Linked DNA regions of Mus musculus: regions 1 and 2 are each linked to region 3. A link is a loop called in an ENCODE intact Hi-C map of the cell type or tissue named here. Cell type or tissue: left cerebral cortex. All regions are shown on one strand. Region 1 overlaps Kcnb1 (potassium voltage gated channel, Shab-related subfamily, member 1). Region 2 overlaps Kcnb1 (potassium voltage gated channel, Shab-related subfamily, member 1). Region 3 holds the start of Kcnb1 (potassium voltage gated channel, Shab-related subfamily, member 1).

Region 1 (8,000 bases), 54 kb before region 3:
CCTACCTCCTAACACTCTCTGAGAAGCCCGAATGGTCACAGCCCCTTGCATTGCAGTTGCTCCCACCCTGGTCCCCAGGGCAGATGTTCCTCCACCTCAGCCATCCAGAGGGACCTGCTGGGACCCACAGCAGACCTCTGTTCTCTGCTCAAAACAACTCCCATCTCTCACCAATCTCTGGGCAAAAAAGCCAGAACCTTACACGCCTCCCAAACGCTGTGTGTCTGGCTCCTCTTGGTCAGATGTCCACCCATAGCTCCCCTTGCTGCTGCTATTCTGACCTCCTCTGGCTCCCGAGACATGAGGGGAGCACTGGAGCCTCAGGGAGCACTAGAGCCTTGGGGAGCACTAAAGCCTCGGTGCCTTCCTATTCGTTGGGCTCTTACAACCCTCTGCCTCCAGACATGGCCCTCCCCTCATTTTCAGCTCTTGATCTGCTGAAGTGTCACCCTCCCAGGACAGCTTTTCCTGATTTCTCTCTTTTGTCCACTGTACTATCCCTTACCCCCAACGCGTCACATCTCTAGGCAGGTTTTATATCTGAAACTGGATCTTATGACGTGCCCCCAGGTTTTCTTTCCCCTTTAGACTGGACCCCCAAGAGCCTGGAGCATTGTCAATGCTACACCCTCTAAAGCCCGGCAGTGGTCCAGTGAGTCAATGGTAGTGAAGAGCGGGTACGGAGAGGTTTCTTGGAGAAGCTGGGAGAGCACTTGCATGGTCAAGCACTCGCTGAGTAAGTGAAAGGGCCTGAGTTCAAGCCCGGGAACAGAATGGGTATGAAGGCTGGTCATGGATGGAGGCTTAGGCCTGGACTCCCAGCACCAAGCAGGGAGAAACAGTAGCTCCCCCAGGGCCTCCTCACCCAGCAGCCTAGCTGCACAGCTGAGTTCTGGTTTCAGTGAGAGACTGTCTCGAGAGTGTAGGAGTGTAAGGTGTAGGAGTTACTGCAGCGGTTATGTAGAATTGACCTCCAGCGTCCACACACGCGCCCATTGCAATGGTTTGTATATGCTCAGCCCAGGGGGTGGCACTATTTGGAGGTGTGGCCCTGCTGGAGTGGGTGTGTCACTGTGGGTGTGGGCTTTAAGACCCTCATCCTAGTTGCCTAGAAGCCAACGTTCTCCTAGTGGCCTTCAGATGAAGATGTAGAACTCTCAGCTCCTCCTGCACCATGCCTGCCTGGATGCTGCCGTGCTTCTACCTTGATGATAATGGACTGAACCTCTGAATCTGTAAGCCAAACCCAATTAAATGTTGTCCTTTATAAGACTTGCCTTGGTCATGATGTCTGTTCGCAGCAGTAAAACCCTAAATAAGACACCCATGCATGTACACACACACACACACACACACACACACACACACACACATACACACACACACATACACACCCGTATGCACATACAGACTCTGGGCTCAATGTCTCATAGTTCTGTACACTAGCTCACTCTATTTCCCTCCCCCCTTTCTCTCCTTCCTCTCCTCTCTTTCTCTTCCTCCCTCTCTGGGTGGGCTCCATGTATCTGCTGTCCATGTATCTAGGTGACTGCAGGAATGATGTCATTTAGTTAAGGACTTCCATGGCCAGAGATAAAATCCACCATTTCTTCAAGGCTGTCAGTCAAAGTAAGAGCTGAGGCGACTCCAGGAGAGGCGTGTAGAGTGGTTTTCGCTGGGACACGGGGCTTTCAGGAAGCAGGAAGAGGGCAAAGGCTCTTTCTCTGTAAGCTGCAAGTGAGTCTTTCCCTCGGGCTGGCTTCTCCTTCCAAGAAAGACTCAGCATTTTATCACACAGAAAGTGACGATAACGGTGGAGGTCAGTGCAGCTATGATAGGCATGTCCCTGAGTGGAGGTTACTTAGTGCCTTCTTACATAAATCTCCAATATCTCCAAATATTATCCCTGCTCACCAGAAAAGGAATCTGAGGCTCAGAGAGGTGAGATGTCTTTCCTGACGTCCCACAGACTTGAAGAGAGACATTAGCTTGGAAACATCTTCATCCTCTTGATTTGGTTAAAGCTGGAGCCCTGTGGCATCCATGTTCAGTGGCCCTCTCTGAGTAGACACGGCTGAGGCTGGTAAGCTCTTGGATTCTACATGCTCAGCCCCCTGGGGGACACAGCAAGGACAGTGAGCAGCAGGCAAGGGCAGACAACCTTGGGGTGCATTCCCACCAGGCAAGATGGAGTTGGCTCTAGCCATCTTTGGCCACTGTGGAGTGCTGAGCCACGTCCTGTTCTTAGACAGCCTTGTGATCTGTAAGGCCTGGGCAGTGCTGTCTTTCCACACCTGATTCCTTCCTTGACATGAGCGTGTCGTCACAAGAACCTCATGATGTCACCCCCACCACGGTCTCTGCGGTGACAATCTCTCTTACTTTTGACCCCAGCTCAGAAACTGAGGTTTACACATGTGACTACTATGGGACACTACTAACACGAACTGTCTAAGAATAGCACCGTAAAGATACAGGATAGATCAGTGGTCACCTGTCCAAGGGCAGGGGGACAGGATAGAGGCATTTGGACACGAGGTTCCTTTCGGAATGTTCCTAAGTTGGATCGTGGGGCTGCTCAATTTGGTAACTTACTAAAGTTCATTGATGCACAGGGTCAAATTAGAACAATTGTGTGCATATGAATTATACCTTCAGGTGGGTGGGGTGATGCACACCCGTAGTCTCAGCTGCTTGGCCTGGATGACTGCAAGTTCAAGGCCCACCTGGATCGAGAATGAGTTCAAGGCTTTAGTGAGACCCTGTCTCAAATAAAAGGTAAGCAGAGAGATGGGATGCAGCTCATCAGGGGAGCATCAGCCTAGCACACATGAAATCCTGAGTTTAACATCCAGTAGAACCCCTTCCCTGCAAAGAACCAGGGGATGGAAGAGGAGATGCAGGCTGGGGGCTGAGGCTGTAGGTACCTCATTAGGACATGTTAGACTGACGGGTGTGTGCTGGCTGGAAAAAATTAAAGCTGTGACATGCAAGGCCTACAGGAGGGAGGACTAAGGACAGCAACCGCTGGCAAGGGGCAGATGCTGCCCCCGGGACCTTGCAAAAGTAGCTCCTACCCAAGGTGGCGTGTGTTTGTCTAAAGCTGTGTGGGGAAGTGTTGGGACACAGCTCCTGTGGATTTCCCAAAGTCTGCGTGTGTCCTGAACCTCCTCTGGGATGTCTGGTTATCTATGAAGCAGACAGAGCCAGCATGTCTTCTGGGACCGTAGATACGGAATCGTTTCTCCAAGCAGCACCAAGGTAACGTGTACCAGGGCAAAGGCTGGCCAGGCTTGCTGGACACACAATGAGGGTGTTTCCTAGGCTTAGGGATCCGCAGCTGTGTGTGCTGTGTCCACGTGGACGCTTTGTGTGGAATTCGGGGATAGAGAAGCAATGTGAAGATGCTGGGCTTCCTGGCCTATGGGCAGAGACTCTTTCCTCTCTCACCCAGCAGGCTCCAGTCTCCCGTCAGTTGGCTGAGGTCTCCCATGGGTCAGCTCTGCAGCTGAGGGCAAGCTGCGCTCTCAAGGTCTTTGTCAGTATACACCTCAGGCCTAACTTAGAGATGAATGCTCAGAGGCCCAGAGACTTCAAGTTTCTTATGCAAGGCCACTCAGCTGGGGGGAAATTCAGTTGGGAAAGGGTTTGCTGAGCTCAGATCCCCAGAACCCATGCGGAAAGCTGAGGGTGGTGGCATATGACGATATATCCAGCACCAGGGAAGGAGAGACAGGCGGGCCGTTAGGGCTCTCTCACCAGCTAGGTCACTCCAATTTATGAGCTCCAGGTTTACTGTGTCAAAATATAAGGTGAAGGAGCTGGCAAGATGGTTAATTGGGTAAAGATGCTTGCTGCCAGGCCTGGTGACTTGAGTTCAATCATCAGGTATGTCTGATGGAGACTGGCAAGTTAGCCTTTGACCTCCACACTCACACCGTGACATGTGTGCCCCCCTCACAATAAATACATATGAAATACGAAAAAAAGCGCATCTGTTAAAAATAAGGTAGGGAGTGACTGAGAAAGACACTTGTGCTTGCCCACCTGTGTGCACGCACACAGGCACATACACACGCACAGGCATATGTGTGCACGCACATGCACACACAATCACAGGAAAACAGTGGCAGGTCTGGGGCCAAGCCCCAGGCAGGCTGGGAGAGGCACGAACTCCGAGCAGGGATGGGAGCAGCTAAAAACAACAGGATCTAAAGGCCCCAGTGGTACCCAGAAGGTCGCACCTCAGCATCCCCACTCCTGCCCCCTCCATAGGCCGCCTGTCCCCACATCCGGCTGCTGGGTTTGAGCAGCCAATTTGGGATGACCGTGATATATTTAACGGTGAGTCACGCTCTCCCCCGGCAATCAGCAGTGGCTGGGGAGGATGCAGGAGCATCTCTGGGAATCCGTGCCCGAGGGTCGCCATGGCAACCCCACCCGAGTTGCTTGCCAGCAGCTGGGATGCCAGTACCCAACGAAGGCAGAAATAGTCTCAGAGGCTGAGTGCGGCCAAGGATGGGAGCACCCACTGCAGCGTCCTATGGGGTCACAGGGGCTGACTGTGAATGGTGGGGTTGGGTGTTTAGGAGTTTCATGGACTCCATGCCCACACCAGGGTCTTTGATGGTGGCTTGGATCCCTTAGCTTGCCGGGATGGACACATTGCTATAAGCAGTCGTGAATGAGATCCATCACTTCTGCCTTTGGCACCCAGAGTGCACTCTCACTACCTCCTGACTCTCACAGAGGTCCCCTCTCCCCATGCGGGGAGCACTAAACAACCCGAATTGACTGACAGCCTCCCGCATAGTCACCTTCTAGAAGGCTTCAGAACCTAGGACACATCAGGCACACCCACACACCCCATCTCATATGAATGTTCCTGTGAAAGCAGAAAAGTTTGGAGTTTGTTCATTCATCTGTCTGTCCATCCATCCATCTACCCACCCACCCAACTATCTTTCTACTATCCATCAATCCATCCATCATCCACCTGTATGTTTGTCCATCAATCCATCCATCCACTCAACCTCCCATCCACCCATCATCCATCCATCCATCCATCCATCCATCCATCCATCCACATTCATCCGTCCACCTGTCAGTCCATCAATCCATCCATCCACCCACTCACCATCCATCCATTATCCATCTGTCCATCCATTCATTAATCCTTACTAAATCTGAATCAGGTCCCACGGGCCCTGGCCAGAAATGGACTCCACTACTCTACTCTCATCTGCTTCCACCCTGCACTAAAGCCTGTCAGCCTAATTGCTGACAGACAGGTCTGCCTTAGAGCCCTTGCATGGTCTCATCTATTTGGAAATCTCTACCCTCAGATAGCCACGACCTGACTCCCTCACTCTCTTTATGTCCCCATTCTGATGCTACCTTCTAGAGAGGTGCAATCAAGACCACCATAGCAAGCAGTTGTCAATCTAGCCTAAGGGATATAGCCAGTATGTATGTATGCATGCATGTATATATGTATGGTTTATATATTTATATATAAACTGTATATATAAGCAATGCATATATGTGCCTTCGTTTTTTCCATCTGTAGCAAGGAGAGAGAGAAGTTGAAAATGGTGGCCTGGAATTTGAGTCTATTCCCACAGGTATGCTTTGCTTGTTCTAAACTGTGCTTCAAAACAAACAAACAAAAAGCAAAACAAAACAAAAAAACCTTGTACTAGCTGTTAACATTCACATTTTTAAAGAGATTGCATTTTAAATCCCTAATTTTTCTATTTAAAATTTTGAAAGCATGAGCCACGTGTAGACTTCCTGCTGGTGTGCCAAAGGCCCCACGTGATCTCCCTCCTTTATTCATGGGGCTACGTCCATTCTCCAGGAGACTGTTTGTAACCCTGGTCTCAGGTCTGAGGGGGATGGAGGGCCATGGCTACAGGGGATGGAGAATGTGGTGGCTCAGGGCTGAAGGATGTGGGTAAGACCTTGCCCACCTCACCTGTACAGCCTGTTTCTTCCTGTGGCTTCTGATCCCAAAGACTACAAGCCGAGCAGTCATTTGAATGGTAAAGCAAGCTGTAGGAGCCTGGGCAGGATACAGCAGTCACAAGCTAAGAAAGAAGGCCGGTGAGTTTTCTGGCCTCTGGGGACAGTGCACGTCACTAGGCTTGGTTCACCAGGGAGGAAGGGAGGGCTCTGAGCTGAGGCATGAAAGACTCCAGGCCAAGCTTGGAATCTTAGGAGAGACGACGACTGGCCCTGACGATAGGCTCCACCCAAGGGAGTACCTCCATCCTTCCCCAAGACCTCCACTCCAAAGACATTTGCTTTAAGTAGACATCAGCTCAGCACAGCTCCAGCCACAGGTACTGTGCGGACACCTGCTGCTTCCATCTTCTTCACCCTCTGCACCCTCTGAGGTTGGAGCCTCCCCTTCCTGGTCTCCAGGAAACGGCTCTAGATGAGGGTGTGGACCACACCTGCCTGGGCAGAACCTTCATGAAATCATTTCGGTGATTTATGATACCTCCAGGTTCATGTGTGTCAGGCAGGATTGTGACAGAGCCACAGGCATCCACTGGGTCTGTCATGATGGTTAGGTGCCAGCCTGGGGCTGCAGAGAGCCATCCTGACTGGCCTTTGACAGTAAAAACCAGCGCAAAAGAGACAAGGGCCAAAGGTTCGGGGGAAATGGAAATACTGCCGTGTAATTCAAAAGCCTGGACTCAGCCATGCTTGCACCATTAGCTGGAGGCTTTTAGTTCTCCAAGCCAGCCATTCACTGTCCTGGCCCCATCCCCCTTTCCTTCAGTCAGCTAGAGTGGTTTAATAGACGAAGCTGGGCTTTCTTGATGGCGGAGTTGGGTGACAGTGACCCAGAGGCACAAGCACACGGGACACATTCTGGGATTGCTACTGAGTAGCTACAATGGAAAGGTGTTGGCTGTGTCACAAGACACTACTAGGACACGTAGGGCTTGAGTGGCTTTACCGAGTCATACAACTTTACCCACTGGTAGAGTACAGAAGGCTCTGGAGGAAGGAAGGGAATGTAACCAGAATTGGAAGTTGTGTGAAGTCTGGCGCAGGGTTCTCTCAGGGTCACCCTCCCTGAGGCTGGGGTGCATATGGTAGTGGGGGTGGGCAGTGTCTCCCACCAGCACTCTCAGCACCCAGAGCGCCACCCTAGCTGGTTCATAATTACAGTGTTTGCAGGAGACACGTCCAAGGTCCCCTGCCGAGAATCACTCAGCTACCCTCCCAGGGAGAAAACAGAAAGCTGTGGGTTTCCTGAACTATTTTTGGGCTCTGCCCACGTCTTTGTTCTCTGTGAGCACACTCCCAGCGTGCCCTTGCTCAGCGGTGGCCCGACCCAGGTGAGGAGCACCAGGCCTGGCTTCTTTGTAGAGACTGACTTACTAGCAGATGACTGCCACGCGCCCCGTGGGGGTAAGGAGGTGATCAGAAGGTGCCAGAACAGGTGGTGGTGACTGACGAGGCACTTATCTTATCCCAGGTCACATGCCCACCCATCCCCACAGCTGCCTGATCCATCTGCTCCGGAAGTACCACCCCCACAGCCCAGGGTGCCACACGGAAGGAAGGGGGTGGCTTGCACCATGTTTGACCCCTGTGCCCCTTCAGGCAGTAGGCTGAAAGAAAGAAAGAAAGAAAGAAAGAAAGAAAGAAAGAAAGAAAGAAAGAAAGAAAGAAAGAAAGCAAGAAAGGATTCTCCTGATTCTCTGTGGGTGCAGCCTAGATTTACAGGTGGCACAGATGAGGCAGCAGGAAAAAGCCAGTTTACCCAGGATGGCAGAACAGTGGCCACGGCTACGGCCTGAAAAGACCAGAACACAAGTCAAACCTCATAGGTATTTCTTTGTCTGCATTGGCCACCTTAATGTCGTGTCCTGGCAAATAACCACAGCTGTGATAAGCACATAGGAGAGAGACGAATAGCATCTCTACGGCTGTGTTTGGATTTTTGTCTTCTTGGACATATAGATTTGGAGCAGTTTAGT
Region 2 (8,000 bases), 78 kb before region 3:
GAGAGGTTGAGGCAGGCAGATCTCTGTGAGATCAAGCCCAGCCTGGTCTACAGAGTGAGCTCCAGGACAGCCAGGGCTACACAGAGAAACCCTGTACAAAAATAAAGAAATAAAATGTAAAAAAAAAAAAAAAAAAAAATCCAGTGTCACCCGTTTCTGCTCAACTTCCAGGATTCTCAGGATAAAAGTGAAACCCTACGCTCGTGTGTCAAGATGCCCGCATCGTCTCCTTGGCCACCGCCTTTCTTTCTGCCACAGCCCCGGGGCTGGGGAAGAGAATGGGTTTATGTTCTTGCCTGTTGCTGACTGGATTTGAGGTGGGCAGGAGATTCAGGCTCAGTCAACTCATCTGAGAGAACCTGTGCTCAGGGGTCCAGGGAGCAAATGGCTTGTGGGAGGGTGAGAATTAAGTGTGCACGTGTCAACCTGTCTGAAACTGTCTACACTGTCCGCACCATCTGCACTACCCCTAGATGTAGGAGATGAGAGGCCATAAAAGTTCAGAGAGGGGGCCAGGGAGGGGATTCAGCTGGCAACAGAGCTGGCCTAGCATGAGTGTGGCTGTGGGTCCCAGCCCCCGCACCGGGTGAACCAGAGGTGGTGGTGAACACCTGTGACCCCAGCACCCTGGAAGTTGGGGCAGGAAGGTCAGGAGTTCAAGGTCACCCCTGGCCACATCGTGCATAAGAGCCAGCAGGTGTTATATGAGACCCTGCTCACAATAGGTAAGTTGGTAAGTACCAAGTGAAGTACCAAGCTACCAACCAAACCCTTACTCTCCTCAAAGCAAAACCTGTGTGGTTTCTGACATTTCTGACATCATCCTTGTTTTCCCTAGAAACAAGGGCCACTTCATGGTCTGCTGTACAGTGTAGATCCTGACATCTCATTCCTGTTGTGTGTGAGTGAATGCACATGTGTGTGCGTGCATGTGTGTGTGTGAGTGAATGCACATGTGTGTGCATGTGTATGTGTGTGCATGCACATATGTAGATGTGCCCATTACTGCCCAGAATCTATAAATGCCATCCAAGAGGGCTGACCCTTAGCCTTTCTGTGTACCCTGCTCTGGCTCAGAGAGCGTCATCAAATTCAGCAAGCTGAGTGCCTGAGGCTGGCCAAGGCAGGAGTGAGAGCTCATTCTCGCCTTCTGCTTGCTGCGCTGTGAACTTGAACGACGGGCCTGCAGACAGGTGTGCCAGCCTCCTCCCATCAGCTGGCTTTTCTGCAGCTGTCTGCACAGAACATGAGCGCTCCCAAACAAAGCCTGTTTCTGTCAGCCCGACAGCAAACCGTGCCTGTTCCTGTTACCTACACTATTCTGCAAAAAAATATTCACACTTAACTTTATTTCAGCCACAGTCTACAAAATGACATGCAAACCTACCCATTTTGCCTGCCTAGTGACAGATGCATTAATACCAAGGTAAACTGACCTGTCACTCTCCCTGAGCAGCTGGGCACGGCTCTGCCACCCTTGGCCTTGAGGGCTGGCCTCTTCCCTGACTTAGTGTCCTTGTCTGTACGAGGCTACTTCCTAGGATGGATCTTAGCAATTTCTTGGAAGTATTTGGTTGCTGTAGCCCACAGAAGGAGTACAACCAGCATTAGAAAGGCAGAGGACAGGCGTACTATCCAGCATCCTGCAACGTACAAAGTGACCCATAGAAACAGCATTATCCTGGCTACGGTTGTGAAACTCTGGGGCTGGCCCCTTATAAGTTCTAGAGCAGGGACCTGTGTTACGTTCAGCACAGGCTAGGCACACATGGGTGGTACAGGCACAGGCTGAATCCTATTGTCACCTGCTCACATCTCTGATCCCTACAGGAATGGATCTTGGGTGGGAGGTCTGTCCCTTTAAGAGCTAGGAGGTTCTGTTTCCTCGGAGGCTGGCAGGGTGCAGCGGGCAACTCCTCCTTTCCTAACCCCAGAACAACTCTGGGCAGACCCACATAGTGAATCGTCTGTGACAAGAAGTGAGTTATAGGCTCAGGCGGGAGCCAACCTGAGGGGACCTGAGCACACATTCTCTTCCCATGAGAAGGTCCCAGGAGAGTCCTCAGTATGCCAGACAGGAGAGGGTTGCAGGGTTGCCTGGATCAGGTCTTCAACAGTCCCCATAGTTGGTGCCACCTCCGTGGCCCTTCTCTGTTCTTCCAATATGGAGGAAAAGGCATCAAGTGTCCAAATAACATAGGCCTCGGCAGAGAAAGGACAGGCTGCACCCACGGTCACTTGGCCCACCGTGGTCAGCAGAGACACAGGATCCTTGGTAAATTAATTAGGGCCTTTGGGGCTCACCAGTTGCTTCTTCTACGTGTTTCCAATAACTGTTGTTCCTAAAGGCTGCAGAGAAGCAACCAGAATTCCACCAAGCCATGATCGGACAAAGCAAAGATGGTATCAGAATTCAGGTATCAGAATAGCTCGAGCAAGCTCCGTGTGCTGCTCCCTCAAATGGCTCAGGAAACGCCATGAAAGAGGTAAGAGATGACAGAGAGAAACCCCATTCTTTTCCTTCCTTCCTTCCTTCCTCCCTTTCTTCCTTCCTTCTTTCTACCTTTCCTTTTGAGACCAGTTTCACTGTGTAGCCCTTGTTGTCCTAGAACTCACTCTGTAGACCAGGCTGGCCTTGAACTCACAGAGATCCGAGGCTGCCTCTGCCTCCCAAATGCTGGGATTAAAGGCGTGCACCACCACCACCATTCGTTATGACTCAATACAAGCATTATAACCATGACTCATATCACCGGCAGTTACCTGCACTGGGCCCACACAAGACCAGCCCCAACAACCGGTCAGGGAGTGGGTGGGACTCACGAGGCCCCACCTGTACCTCTGAACTATTGGTTACTGATAGGTCCTGGAAGAGAGGGGACCATGGTCTTCAGTTTTGTGTCTGATGCTGGGCCCAGCAAGCTCCAAGGAACAGCTCCAAGGCTGCAGTCACACAGACAGCCTTGTTTAATCTCAGTGGGTCCCAAAACAAAATAAATAGTTACGAACTATTTATTGCGAGAGAGATTTGTGGAGTGGGTGGGGGATAAGAGAGAGGTGGGAGATGAGAGTGGTCAGTATTTAAAGTGAAGAGATGTGGAAATGTTAACATAAAATGGTTTAAAATATTAAAAACAATCATTGAATTGCATAGGAGAAGTGGGTAAATTATGACATATGAAATAAGTGTCAATAAAGATAAGGAGCCATTTTCTGCCAAGGACGTCCCATTGCTTTTAGTCCCTGTGATCTCAGGAGTGTCACAGACAGGGTCTCATTATGGGACACAAACTCAGGATCCTCCTGCCTTGGCCTCATGGGAGTGGGGGTCACAGGTGGCTGTGAACCCAGCTGCTAGCTAAGGGGTTGCCACTTGCACATAGAGTTCTGGACCCTCTACCTCTGCCCGACATCGCTGAACACTAAGAAATGTAGCATTGTTGGGAAAGGGAGGTTGAGGCAAAGACACCGGATTCAGCCAAGGAGTGTGGGACCCATTTCCTTCATGGCGTCCCCTGCTTGGACTCCGAGGGAATGAACCGGAACCTCATGGCTCTCAGCTTTGGGCACCCGCTCTGCCTGGCACTGACTCAGGAGCTGGGGATAACAGTGACCCTGTCTGAGAAAACCAACCAAAGGGCCTGCTTCCCTCCTGTGACACTCTTCAGGTCGCAGGGACTAAAAGCAATGGGGTGTCCTTGGCAGAAAATGACTCCTTATCCTATTTTTATCGGCACTTGCTTTGCAACACCATAATGCTTTTAAAATTATCATTTGTTAACATTTGACGTACGCTCTCTTGGTGGAGCTGGGATGTGGTCTCAGGCCCTGGGGCTCCCCAAGAAGGGCTCAAGGACACAAGAAGGGGCTCCTTTTATGGTCCTTCCGCTTCCTGGGTTTTAAGGGGGGTCCAGGGGGATTACATCAGGGAGTTTTAATTGGAAGGGTCACTGGAGTGGATCCGATTAAAGGATTGGGAACAGCTCCAGGAGCTGACCCCTCCCTGCCTGCGGCAAGGGCTGGGGTGGGGGTGGGGGATGCTGGAGTGGCAGCGGATGTTGGCAGGCACCTGGGCCTTGGGCAAGAGAAGCCATCACAAGAGGACAGGGGTGCAGGGCACAGCCTGGGAACACCCATCCAGCAAGATCCCTCCGGGATTCATTTTCCTTAGTTGCCTATGTTTCAAATTGGGAGTTTTTGTTCATTGTGTTGGTTTGTTTAAGACAGGATCTCATTGTCTTGGCTGGCCTGGAACTCATTATATAGATCAGGGTTAGGCCTTGAACTTGAGATTCTCCCGAATGTTGGAATTACAGGTATGCACTGCCACATCTGGTTAAAATGGGGGAGATTTCACATAAAAAGCCAGATGTTTAGATTCCCTCCACAAACTAGAGGCACTCCACCAACCTGTACTTCCAGTCATGGCCACTAGGTGGTGCTGAGGAGCAACAACTGCTTCCCAGGTGGATGCCCAGAGCCTTTGCACCTCACCATAGCTACATGCTCCTGCAGTTCTGGGCCTGCCTGGTACTATGACAATGAGAATTGCTATTAACAGATCTGCTACTATGTGTAAAGAATGTTCGGCCGGGCAGTGGTGGCACACGCCTTTAATCCTAGCACTTGGGAGGCAGACGCAGGCGGATTTCTGAGTTCGAGGCCAGCCTGGTCTACAGAGTGAGTTCCAGGACATCCAGGGCTATACAGAGAAACCCTGTCTGGAAAAACAACAACAAAAAAATGTTCTAGAGATCTTCATGGAATTACAGAGGCAGAAACAGAAGGGTTGGGAGCAGTCCTACCAATCTGCCTTAATTTCCCCATATTCACATCCTGCCAATTCCTCTTTACAAACATCACCAGATTTGTCCTTTCCTGTCCACCCTACAGCCACCACCGTGTCCCAAACATCATCAGGTCTCACTGGTACCACTGCAAAGAGATGTCTCTCCTGCCTCCTCAAAGTCACTCTACAGACCACATCCCCTAGTGCTTATTCCCTCCTTCTTGCTGGGCGTGGACCATCTAGGATAGAGACTGCATTTCCCAGCTCCCCTTGCTGCGTAGATGAGGTCCTGTGACCAGGTCTGGGCAGCAAAAGGCACTTGGAATTGGTGTGGCCCCCTCTTCTTTCTCCGGCCCCGCTGCCTGGGAGACCGATGGGGAGAACAACTATTCTGGATATGAACGGGTTAACCCCAGCACTAGGCTGACCTTGTACAGAGAGGCCTGGCAGCTCTTGGTCTGTGTGGTTTGCATCTCCAGCCACAGGAGCTTAGTGTGCAGGCCCAGAGCGTTGGGTCTCAGCCCCTCTGCTCTCTCATCGCAGGCCTTTCTATCCCCCTCCTGGTCTCTATGGTCCTTCCTGCCTTGTGCCTCTGCCCACACTGTCCCTCATGCCTGCAATGTTTCTCGCTCCCCTCTGCTAGCTGACTGCTTCTCATCTGTAGTCACTGTAGTCACCTCCTCAGGGAAGCCACCCCAGCTGTCCCCAGAGGCACAGGCTTCCCTTCTCTCTGAAATGTCCATAGGGTATTTTCAGCAGCAATGTTTTCTGTAGATACTTTCCAGTTTGTGGGCATGGGCTCAGTCTCAAACCTGAGTCCTCGGGGATAATGGGAGACCTCAGCTAAGCTGCACAGAAAGATGGGTACAGTGGCACATGCCAGTTACCCCAATATTCAGTCTACCATAGTTTCAGAACTGATAGTTCCAGGGCAGCCTGAGCTACACAAGAGCCTGTCTCAATGATTGAATGAATGAATGAGTGAGTGAATGAGTGAATGAATGACTGGCCTGTATGTGTCTCATGTGTTGAACACTGGTCTAGCACATACGGAGCTCTGGGCTCCACCCAAGCATGAACCAGGTATGGTGGGGCTCTTGTCATCCCAGTACTTGGGGAGTGCAGAGGAAGGCAGATCAGAAGTTCAAAGTCATAGTTAGCTGCAGAGGGAGTTTGCGGCCAGCCTGGGCTACATGAAACCCCCATTTCACAGAATATAGGAGAGGCCTGGAAATACAGCTCAGTGGTGGAATGCCTGCCTAGCCTATTTGAATTCCTCAGTTCAATTCCCAGGGCCTCATAGCAATCGAACAAACAAAAGCCTAGCGCTGGGCAGCAGCACTGAGGCAAGGTGCTGGCTGCAAAGCCTGGCATTCTGAGTTCAATCCTGGTGCCCACGTGGTGGAAGGAGAAGAGTCCCACAAGCTGCCCTCTGATCTCCCCCTGCACACTGTGGCGAGCACACGTGTGTGCTCACTGTGCCCTGGCATGTGCACATGGATACTTGGCACACACACACACACACACACACACACACACACACACACACACACGTTGTGACAGGCACTTTCCTTGTGGAGGTCAGAGGCTGGGGACTGTCTCCCTCCTGTCTCCTGAGCAACCTTGTGAAGGGGAAAGCAGAGGTCAGCCCTGGTCCACATGGGGGAGACAAGGGAGATGTCCCTAAGGTTCCCTTCTGCAAGGGAAAGTCCAGGACAATGCCCTTTTGGCTGGGTGACCACCGGGTCCCCTAGACCGGCTGAGGATATGAGAAGCCGGGGGACGCACTGTCAGTCAGGATTGACAAATGGTGTGGGCTGTCCCTGCTGTAGAACAGCACTGGGAATATAATTAAGAGGTGTGTGGCTGGCCAGGCAGGATGGCGTCTACAGGCTCTAAGCCTCTAATGGGAGCCTCTGTCCCCTGGTATGGTGGGATGTGGATGTGGAAATGGTCCCTGAGAATCTAACTGTGGTAGCTCACAGCTGAAAGCACTCCCCGTGGGTCAGGAGAGATGCTGGGTGGGGGACCGCACACCCAATGGCTAAAGCTACAACAAGGCCTTCAGGAGGGTCATCTTCACAGCCATGTTAGGCACTGCTTTGTATGACCAAGGCCTCCCTCCGCAACAGTCCTTGATGAAAGAGCCAGGACTTGCTTGTCCAAATTGTTTTATTCATGGTGGCTGAGGATAAACCAGAGATTGAATGCCTTCTGCAGGAAGGGAAGCCCATTGGGTAAACAGTCAGGACCTATCTCGATACCTCACTAGCACGGAGAACTCCAGGTTTTCACGCTATGTGACCCGTTGTCATGTGGGGTGTTGTGGTCACGTGTTCCAGGACAGGAATATGGTCAGAGGTTCGTTCCTACTCCTGCCGTTCTCAATTATGAGGCTTAACAGGGATTCCAAACTTGCTCCAACCCTACCAGGTCTTCTGTCTGGTGGCACGGTCCACTGCCCCTCAAACAAGGAGGATGCCTTCGCTGGTGAGATATTTCCTCACCTTCCTGTCTGGTCTCACAGGAGTCGGAAGAGCTGCCTTCTAACTCCAACTGGGCATCACCAGGCAAGCACCTTCATGTCTCACACAACAGCCACTGAGAGTCGGGTGGGCTCCGGCACCGTCCCCTTCCACAGTGATTCAGAGATCCAGTGACTCTCTCACCCCAGGGCATGGCCTCTATCTATGTAAACAAAAGTGACAGCAGAGTGCGTTGTCCAGGCTGGCCTTGCACTTATGATCCTCCTGCCTCAGCTTCTGGCTGAAAGGACAGGCCTGGGCCCAGCCTGATCCCTGTCTTCCTTCAGGAATTAATTATAAAGCAAGGAGGTAGAATTAATGAAAACCATTTCAGAATTGCTGGGGATCGAATGCAGGGCCTTGTGCATAGACTCAGTGACGTCTGGAGATGAACGGTGACCTCTGTCCTGCAGGAGGCCAGCAGCGAGTGTGTTGGTTAAGATCCTGTACTTGGGGCTGGAGAGATGGCTCAGCAGTTAAGAGCACTGACTGCTCTTCCAGAGGTTCTGAGTTCAATTCCCAGCAACCACATGGTGGCTCACAACCATCTGTAATGGGATTCAATGCCCTCTTCTGGTGTGTCTGAAGACAGCTACAGTGTACTCATATACATTAAATAAATAAATAAATAAATAAATAAATAAATAAATCTTTATTTTTAAAAAAAAAAGATCCTGTACTTGGGC
Region 3 (8,000 bases):
TGCAAGAATATGAGCTGACAGCCCAGCCTGGGATCACAGCGAGGTCATGATGCTGCTGCTGCTGCAGGGGGTGGGGGATGGCGTGGGGGGGGGGCTGGGGGGGAGCCGATTAAGCTGAGCGAGAGGAGGAAAGACGGTTTATTCCCACACGCTGCCTCTTGCAAGACAACTCGTTTTTTTTGCCCCGCAGCCAGGTGCCAACACAAACCCAGCCCTTTGTCTGTTTCTTCCAGGGGAGGGTAAATCCCCACTTCCTGTCCCTGGATCCAGTGTCTTAAGGACAGGGCAGGTGAGGAAGGAGGGGCCTACCTGGGCCTCAATGGGCTGAGCCGTGGGGGAAACCTGTGTCAGGCCTAGAAATAGCAAAATAAGTCTGTTGATCCTAAGCCGGCTAAGGACGAGTACCTTTCGTCTTAGAGGGAGGCTTTCTGGACACGGAAACTGGGGAAGGATTATGGTCTCAGCCTTCCAGGAGGAGACCAAGCCCAGAGGCGAGAGAAAAATGACTATGGGCTCTATCTGCTGTCCTACTAGACACCCTTCCTGTGTCGACTGCAGCCTTTTTGAGCAAGTCAACTATCTGCAAACAACCCTACAGAGTCCCCTGAGAGAAGGGACCAGTGAGGGGCCAGCTGAGCCACCAAAGACTCCACACTGAGAGGCCAAGCTAGCCAAAAGCCAGGCCATGCTTCTAAAGGATGGCTGGCCGAACAGGCGATCTTGGTCACTTGCCTCTGGTCCTCGTTCCTGGACTCAGCTCTCAGAGACTATCTTGTCTCTTCCCAAACTTGATCTCTCTGGATTCCCACACATCTCTTTTCTGGGCCCCCTTCCCAGCCTCCCATGCAGCCCTGAGCATGCTGAGCTGTCATTTACTCCTGGCACCCAGGACACAGGCCATGTGAGGCAGGCCTCACCCTCCAGACACGCTGAGGTGCCAGCCTGACTCAGAGGAATTGCACCTGTCCCGGTCCTCACCCCAAGCCTCTGCTGGTCCCCAAGGCTGGCTGCCTCCTGTGCCCAGCAGCCCACCCTGTGTGAACAAGTTCACCCTGCCTCTTTCCCCAGGCCTATTTTCTGCTCTGATTTGGAAATTTACATCTTCCTCCAACAGCCAAGTGCAAACTGCACCACACAGCAAGTACATAAACAAGGAGCCAGCCTGGTCCTCTCACCCGCTGTCCCGAGCCTTGGGGCAGACCTGTCCTTACCACTAGCCTTCCCTGTCTTTTGTCATCTCTTAAAATACCTGTGGGTGCCTCAGCCTCTGCCAGGCGTGTCGGTAGGCTGTGTTTATACCCTTCCTTATGAGCAGAGTGGGGTTATAATTCAGGGCTAGATGTTACATCTGCAGGGCAGGCTATTCTAGTATGTATCCAGGCCTGGAGGCACCAAGACTATCCAGCAAAGCTCGACTCTGTTCTCACCAAGGCCGTAGCATTTTAGAGTTTTATAAACCATTTCCCCCCAACAAAGTAGGGGTACACCGTACTGAATCACATGGGAAGGGTGCCTCTTAAGAGTAGTAGTCCTTGGAGAACTCGCTTGGAGCCCCTGCCTTTTAACCGGTATACTCATCGTGAGGAGCCAGGAGCCTCTGTGTAGGCCTCCATGGGGGGAAACAGACTCCAGACTCACCTTGGCGGCCACCGATGAGTTGGGCTTCTCCAGCAGGTCCCAAAGTTTCTTCCTCTTCTCAGCACAGCACGTGTTGTCGAACTCCTCGCCCTCCCGCTCCCGCAGCGTCTCAGCCTCCCGCTTCAGCTCCTCGTTCATCTGCTCCTTCTTTTGGTGGTAGCGGGCCTGGCAGCAGGACTCCAGGTAGATCTCATCGATGCCCCAGTAGTCCAGCTCCTGGCTGAAGCTCAGCGCGCACATCTCCTCCATCATGTGCAGCCGGCCGGTGCGGTAGAAATTGAGAATAGAGGTGAAGGCGCCAGGGTGGCGGTCGAAGAAGTACTCGTTGTCCTCGAGGCTGTAGTCGTCGCACACCTGGAGCAGAGAGTCGTGCGTGTTGCAGTCCCGGAGCTTGCCCAGCCGCGTGCGAGGCAGGCGGTCCAGAGTGCGCCACAGCACCTCGTGCGCCAGGCCCCCGACGTTGAGGCGCACCCGGCGCGAGCACGCCTTGCTGCGCACGATCTCCATGGGCTCGGGCGGCAGCGAGCTGGTGGAGCGCGAGCCATGCTTCGTCATGCCCGCCGGCATCGCTGGTCTGGCCGCCCCCGCCCCCCCTGCCCCCCCAGGCCGCTGTCACTCGACGGCAAGGCCCGCTGCCGCGGGGGCGGGGGGCGGGGAGCTCTGCAGGCCGCTGTGGTGCAGGGGTGCGCGAGGGCGGGCGTCGCGGCTACCGTCTCACCTCCATCCCGACGGCTGCGAGGCAGAAAGCGAAAGCGGACACGGGTCAGCGAACCGTACTGTGAGGCCCCTCCCCCAGGGTCCCCTACCGGCCTTGACCTTCCCAAGGCTTAAGCGGCTCAGGGGAGTTGGGGGGCGGGGGGGGGGGAAGGGAGGACGGATGGCTGCTGTTCCTCCCGCCGGTGCTGAAGTCAGCCCCACCCCAGGACGAAGGGAGGGGTGGCCCTCCAGGCGGGAGAGGCCCCCAGGAGGCTCCCAGGAAGCCCCACCCCCGCCCTGGCGCAATCCGGCCGCCCGGGGCGCTGTCCGTCCCGTCGAGTGCTGAAACTCCCTGCTCTCGGGCTGGAGAGCCCAACCTGGCCCCCGCAATTGGGAGGCAAGGGAGAGGCAGGGAGAACTTTCTTTCTCTCTTTAGTGAGTTCTCATCTCCTCCCACCCCAAGATAGTCAAGATTTTGGGTGGGAGCATAACGATGGCATTGGGCTTGCTTTTTCTAAATCTTAGAAGATTTTGGGCCGAGTGAGGACTGTGGAGGCTACCAGATGCCCACCTGTCGGAGGCCACCAGGCTGCCCTGTCCTGGGGCGACCCCACTCCTCACAACACCAGGACCCGAGACCGCTCCGGAGACCAGGTGAGGGTCGAAGGAGCCAAGCCAGCGGGGTCTGCACCTCCTTGTGCGCCCCCTCCCCACTCTAGCGCAGGAGGGGCGCGGAGTCCTCGGGATCCGCCTGCTCGGTGCTCCCCTCCTGCCCCTCCTCCTCTCTTTCTCCTCCTCCCCCTCCTCCCGCTCCTCCTCCTCGCTCCTCCCGGCGATGGCTTTTTATAACTCCGGGTTCTGCGCCTTTGCCCGGGCTCGGAAGAGAAGGGGTGGGGGAGGTGGGAGGCGGGGAAACCAGCGGAATCTTCTGGCCTTTCGGAGCGTGCCCTCCTCCCGCCACGCACCGGTGATTTCGGGGGGTTCCCGGGCCCTACAGCCCGCGGGGCACACGCCCCGCCCCCAGCCCCGGGGTGGGCCCGCGCCACCCCCCTACCCCGCCACACTCACCCCCAGGGTGGCCGCCTCCCGGGGCCGCGCCGCGCGCATCTCGCCGGCCGCCCGCCCGCGCCCCCGCCCGCGGCAGCGGCGGTCCCGGGGCCGGGCTAGGCCTACCCGGGCCGGCCGGGCGGGCGGGAGGGCGGCGCCGGGGCTGCGGGGCGCGGGCGGGGCGCTCTGCGGGGCGCAGGGACGGCGCGGCCCGGGCGATCGGCGGCGCCTCCGCCTCCACCTCGGGCTCCGGCTCGGCTCGGCGGCGGCCGCGGCTGCCTGCGCGAGATCAACAAGTCGGGCTGAGCTTCGGCTCCGCGCTCGCCGCGATTCTGTCCCGCACTTCGGAGCGCGGCGAGTGGCACCGAGGCGGGACGGCGCCACCTGCGGGTCGGAAACGCGCGCGGCTTAACCCCTCCGTGCCCGGCCCGGCCCTGGCTCAGGCCGCGGGGCCCACCCGGGCTGCTTGACTGCGTCCTGGCCACCACGAGGCTGAGCGCCTACTGCATGCATGCGCTGCACGTAGGACGGGCGTGGGAGATACAGTTGCGAAGCCAACTAGCCTCTGGGTCGCCGGGCTCCCTGGAGAGCGACTGTAAACAGAATTGGAAGACTATGTCAGACAGGCTAGAAGCTGGGAGGATGGGAAAGCTGGAGAAGGCAGGTGGCAATTTTAAATAGCCCTTGCTTTGATTCCATTCCAGATTCTACAAAATCAAATTCTAGATTCTGGAGGAAGGTGGATATTACACCAATTAACAAACCAACAGGCAAAAGAGGTGGGCAGCTGGGTGGTAGCTGTTGAGGAGAAACATAAGGCCAGGTGAAGGGCCAGGGAAGACTCAGAGTTTGCCGGGCCTTGTTAGTCACTCACCCATGGGTGCTAACTTGGACAGCTGCTTCTAGACTGCCGAGGGTCGAGGCTCAACCGAGAGATCCACTGGCCCTGCCTCACCCTGTGCGGTGGGGCCGGCAGGTTCCGGAGTGACTGTAGGCAGGGTTGCATGCAGAAGGGGTCAGGTATCCCTCTGTCAGCCACACTTGGGCTCGGCTGGTTTGTTCTCTGACACACGTATCTGTTGTGCGGTGTTAAGGAGTTAGAGATGCAGCAGAGAACCTTGTCCTGGAGGGGGGGGGAACTTAGTGGGACATGGTGCCCCAAGGTAAGGCTTTCCCATCTCCACCTGGGTTCCTTTGCACTGCATCACGCAAAACTGTTTGTAAGAACCATTCACTCTGGTCAGTTCCCTTCCCAGCTTCTCTCCCTGTGACCTCTGCTCCCAGCTCCCCCATCCCTCCTCTATCTACAGTGCCAAGGCTGTCAGAATGAATGTTCCATTTCCCAAACTGAATGCGGTTGTCAGTGGAGTAAAGCCTCCACGGGTTTTCCCTTGCTCTGGCCTGATAGTTCTGGCTCAGCCCCTCCCTCCTCTTCTCAGTTTGCCCAACACTGAAGAAAAACAAGCATTTTTTTTGTTTGTTCGTTTTAAAGGAGAAAGCTTCGGTCAATCATGAGTACTACTGGGGAGTCATGGGAGCAGGGGAGGCCATGCTGAGAGCGTAACCCAGGAGCTCAGCAGGGCCTCTCAGAAGTGAGGACAGACTCTACCACCATGGTAAGAAGGGAGTGATAGATGTGGGGAGGTAAGAGGAGTTCCACATGGAGTTGTGTCTAGGCTAGAGGCCAAGGGCAAATGAGGGACAGCCATACGCCTCCCTGGCCACCACAGTAACAGCATAGAAAAATACAAGACTTAGCACTCAGGAAGCAGAGGCAGGCAGGTCTCTGTGAGTTTGAGGCTAGCCTGGTCCACAGAGCCCATTCTAGGACAACCAGGGCTACACAGAGAAACCCTGTCTCAAAAAACAACAACAAAAAGGACAATGTAAGATTTGTTTTCCTTCCCTTGCGTCCCTATGTGCGTGTGTGAGAGAGAGGGTTAGGGTTGGTGTCAACTCACCACAAATTAAAGTCACCCGAGCAAACAGCCTCACCTAAAGAATTGTCTTAATTGCTTTAATTGATGTAGGAGGACTGACCAGAATGTGGGTAGCATCTGCTAGTGGGGGACCAGATTAAATAGTGTGGAAGAAGGAAGACCACTTGCCCTTGTTGGCCTGGCCTGGCCTCTTGCTTGAAGCGTTGGACGATGATGATGACGATGACGACGAAGACGATTCCTCCACTGAAAACAGAAGCAGCAGCCATTTCAGGTTTCCATCCTGGACCAAGGACCTTCAAGTCTCCAAGAACTTGCAGATTTTTGGTGCAGGATTGATGACTACTGAGGCACCTCCAGGACCAGTCAGCTCCCGGATTCCCAGCCTCGGTGTTGAGACTATTTCAGAGTGAGCTGATGACATGCATTCTCTAATATATTTGGTATATAAAATGTTTCATATTTAATATAGAAAATGTGGGATCCCATCAATTCTGTTCCTCCAGAAAATTCCAGCTTACAGAGGACACATGTGCACACCTGTGTGTGTGTGTCCTGTGGAGGTCAGAGGTCAGCCATGGGCTTGTTCCTTGGATGGCATCCATCTATCTAGTTATTTTATTTTATTTTATTTTATTTTATTTTATTTTATTTTATTTTATTTTGAGCTAGCCTCTCTGATTGACTGGGAACTCTCCAAGCAGGCTAGGCTGGCTGGCTAGTGAGCCCCAGAGATCCACCTGCCTCTGCCGCCCCGCCCTGGGAATAAAAACATTCACTGCCCTGCCTGTTTTGTTGTTTGGTTGTTTTGTTTTGTTTTGTTTTGTTTTGTTTTAACGTGTATTCTGGGGGTTGAACTCCGGTGCTTGCGTTTGTGAGGCAAGTGCTTTGCTGACAGCCCTGTCCCTAGGCCCACTTATTCTGAATTCCTCGTCCCCCCACATCCCCCCAGAGCATACTCCCTACCTCATAGGCAGCAGCTGTTATCTACTGAGTGGATAGTATGTTCTTGGGTTTTTTTTTTTCCTGTGTGATTTTGAAAAACAATTCATAGCTTTTTGCTGTTGTTATTTGTTTTGCCTTTTATTTCCCCCAGAAAATATTTCAGTGTATAGCCCAGGCTGGATTTGAACTCTCCATGCTGTGAGTCTTATCCCTCTGAGTGATGTGGGACTACAAACCTGCATTACTTGCCTGCACCCCTGTGCTCTGTTCCGTGACTCTGACTCTTTTCTCTTTTCATTTTGTTTTATGTTCATTGGTATTTTGCCTTCGCGTGTGTCTGTGTGAGGGTGTTGGAAGCCCTGGGACTGGAGTTACACACAGGTATAAGCCACCTTGTCAGTGCTGGGACTTGAACCCGGGTCCTTTGGAAGAACAGTCAGTGCTCTTCACTGGTGACCCACCTCTTTAGCCCCACATTGTTTCTTATCTTCAGGAGATCTACTCATGATGATGTGGGTTCAGCAGGAAACTGGCCCTCACAATGTGTCCCTTCCTCACATGTCACTCAGTGAAGGCACCTGAGAGCAGCCTCTCACATCAACTCACAGACCAGCATAGAGATTTTTTTTTTCCCAAGACAGGGTCACATAGTCCAGGCTGGCCTTGAACTTCGGCCACAGAGCCAAAGATGGTTTCGGATTTCTGATCCTCCTGCCTTCACCTCCCCAGTGCTGAGATTACAGGCGTGACCACCACACCTGGTCTACACAGCCCTAGATTGAACCCAGCTCTTAGTGCATGCAAGGCAAGTGCTCTATCAACTGAACTGTGTCCCAGCCCTGCGTCCCCAGCCCTGCATATGTGATGACTTTGTAAGCATGCTTCCTGTGGCTTTGGAACAATGTGTCCCAGGGTGTGTACACTCTTAACTAAGTGCACAGGGACTCCACTGCCTCTGGTGACATCTCCTCTAAGTGCTGGGAGTCCTCCAGCCCCAGTCTTAGCCTCCATTAGCTTTTATCCAGAGAGTGGAGCCTTGGCTCTCCAGTGTGTGCCAGAAAACAGCTCAGTGTATTGAAATATCCCTCTCATTGACTATTAATGAATCTCAGGTTTGCTCCATAGGCATTGAAGTTCTTGTATGTATGTGTGTTTGTGTGTGTGAGCTGTTGTGGTGATTTCAGTGGCTGTTATGGGAGTTGTTGCTGTTATGGTCTTTTTACGGTGCTGACTGTTGTGGGTATCTTCACAGTTGTAGTAGTGGCTGTTGTTATAGTTGTGGTCATGGTGGTAGCGATGCTTACAGTTGTTGACTGTAGTTGTTAAGAGTGTTTTTGCTGTTGTGCTGGTGACTATTATTATAATTGTGGTTGTAGCTATTATGGTTGGTGGTTGTTGCTGTGGTTGTTATTATGGTTGTTTGGTGGTTGTTATGATTCTGGTTGTGTTGGTGATGACTGTTATGGTTGTGGGTGTAGTTGTTATGGTTGACTGGTTGTTATGACTATGGTTGTTGTTCTGATTGTGGTTGCTACTGTCACAAGTGGTTGTTGCTGTGGTTGCTGTTATGGTCGTGGTTGTTATTTATGGTTGACATTTGTTGCTGTGGTTGTTTGTTGTTTTGATTATGGTTATTACGGTTGACGGTTGTTGCTGTGGTGGCTGTTAGGATTTAGTTGCTATGATTGTGGTTGATGTTGTTATTATGGTTGATGGTTGTTGCTGTCCTTATTG

What was found. Hi-C counts contacts between places; a loop is a spot of excess contacts. Peaks named below come from ENCODE experiments on the same cell type or tissue, not always from the same donor. Only the 100,000 strongest peaks of a DNase experiment are listed, where the experiment ranks them.
Region 1: it touches region 3 in a loop (2.4-fold over the local background); 8 of 42 quality-filtered maps call a loop at or near these places.
Region 2: it touches region 3 in a loop (6-fold over the local background); 19 of 42 quality-filtered maps call a loop at or near these places.

Annotation. Positions count from the first base shown.
Region 1 is chr2:167,132,685-167,140,684 of GRCm38, forward strand. All of the region lies in intron 1 of Kcnb1 (potassium voltage gated channel, Shab-related subfamily, member 1), which reads right to left. Among named protein-coding and RNA genes, the nearest start is that of Gm52568, 7.3 kb to the left of the region's middle. In left cerebral cortex, no CTCF peak of the experiment used is centred here; DNase peaks (open chromatin) are centred at 947, 4,409 and 7,255; H3K27ac peaks cover 6,852 bases.
Region 2 is chr2:167,108,491-167,116,490 of GRCm38, forward strand. The region is part of intron 1 of Kcnb1 (potassium voltage gated channel, Shab-related subfamily, member 1); the gene reads right to left. Among named protein-coding and RNA genes, the nearest start is that of Gm52568, 17 kb to the right of the region's middle. In left cerebral cortex, a CTCF peak has its summit at 4,430 (motif pointing right); a DNase peak (open chromatin) is centred at 4,438; H3K27ac peaks cover 483 bases.
Region 3 is chr2:167,186,419-167,194,418 of GRCm38, forward strand. It overlaps Kcnb1 (potassium voltage gated channel, Shab-related subfamily, member 1), which reads right to left and starts at 2,400. Exons shown (of 2, transcript NM_008420.4): 1 at 1,639-2,400. The coding sequence starts at 2,205. 1110018N20Rik (a long non-coding RNA gene) reads left to right here and starts at 4,207. Exons shown (of 4, transcript XR_001783560.2): 1 at 4,207-4,997; 2 at 5,412-8,000. In left cerebral cortex, CTCF peaks have their summits at 2,647 and 3,790 (motif pointing left); DNase peaks (open chromatin) are centred at 875, 1,422, 1,853, 2,770 and 2 more places; H3K4me3 peaks cover 4,701 bases; H3K27ac peaks cover 5,347 bases.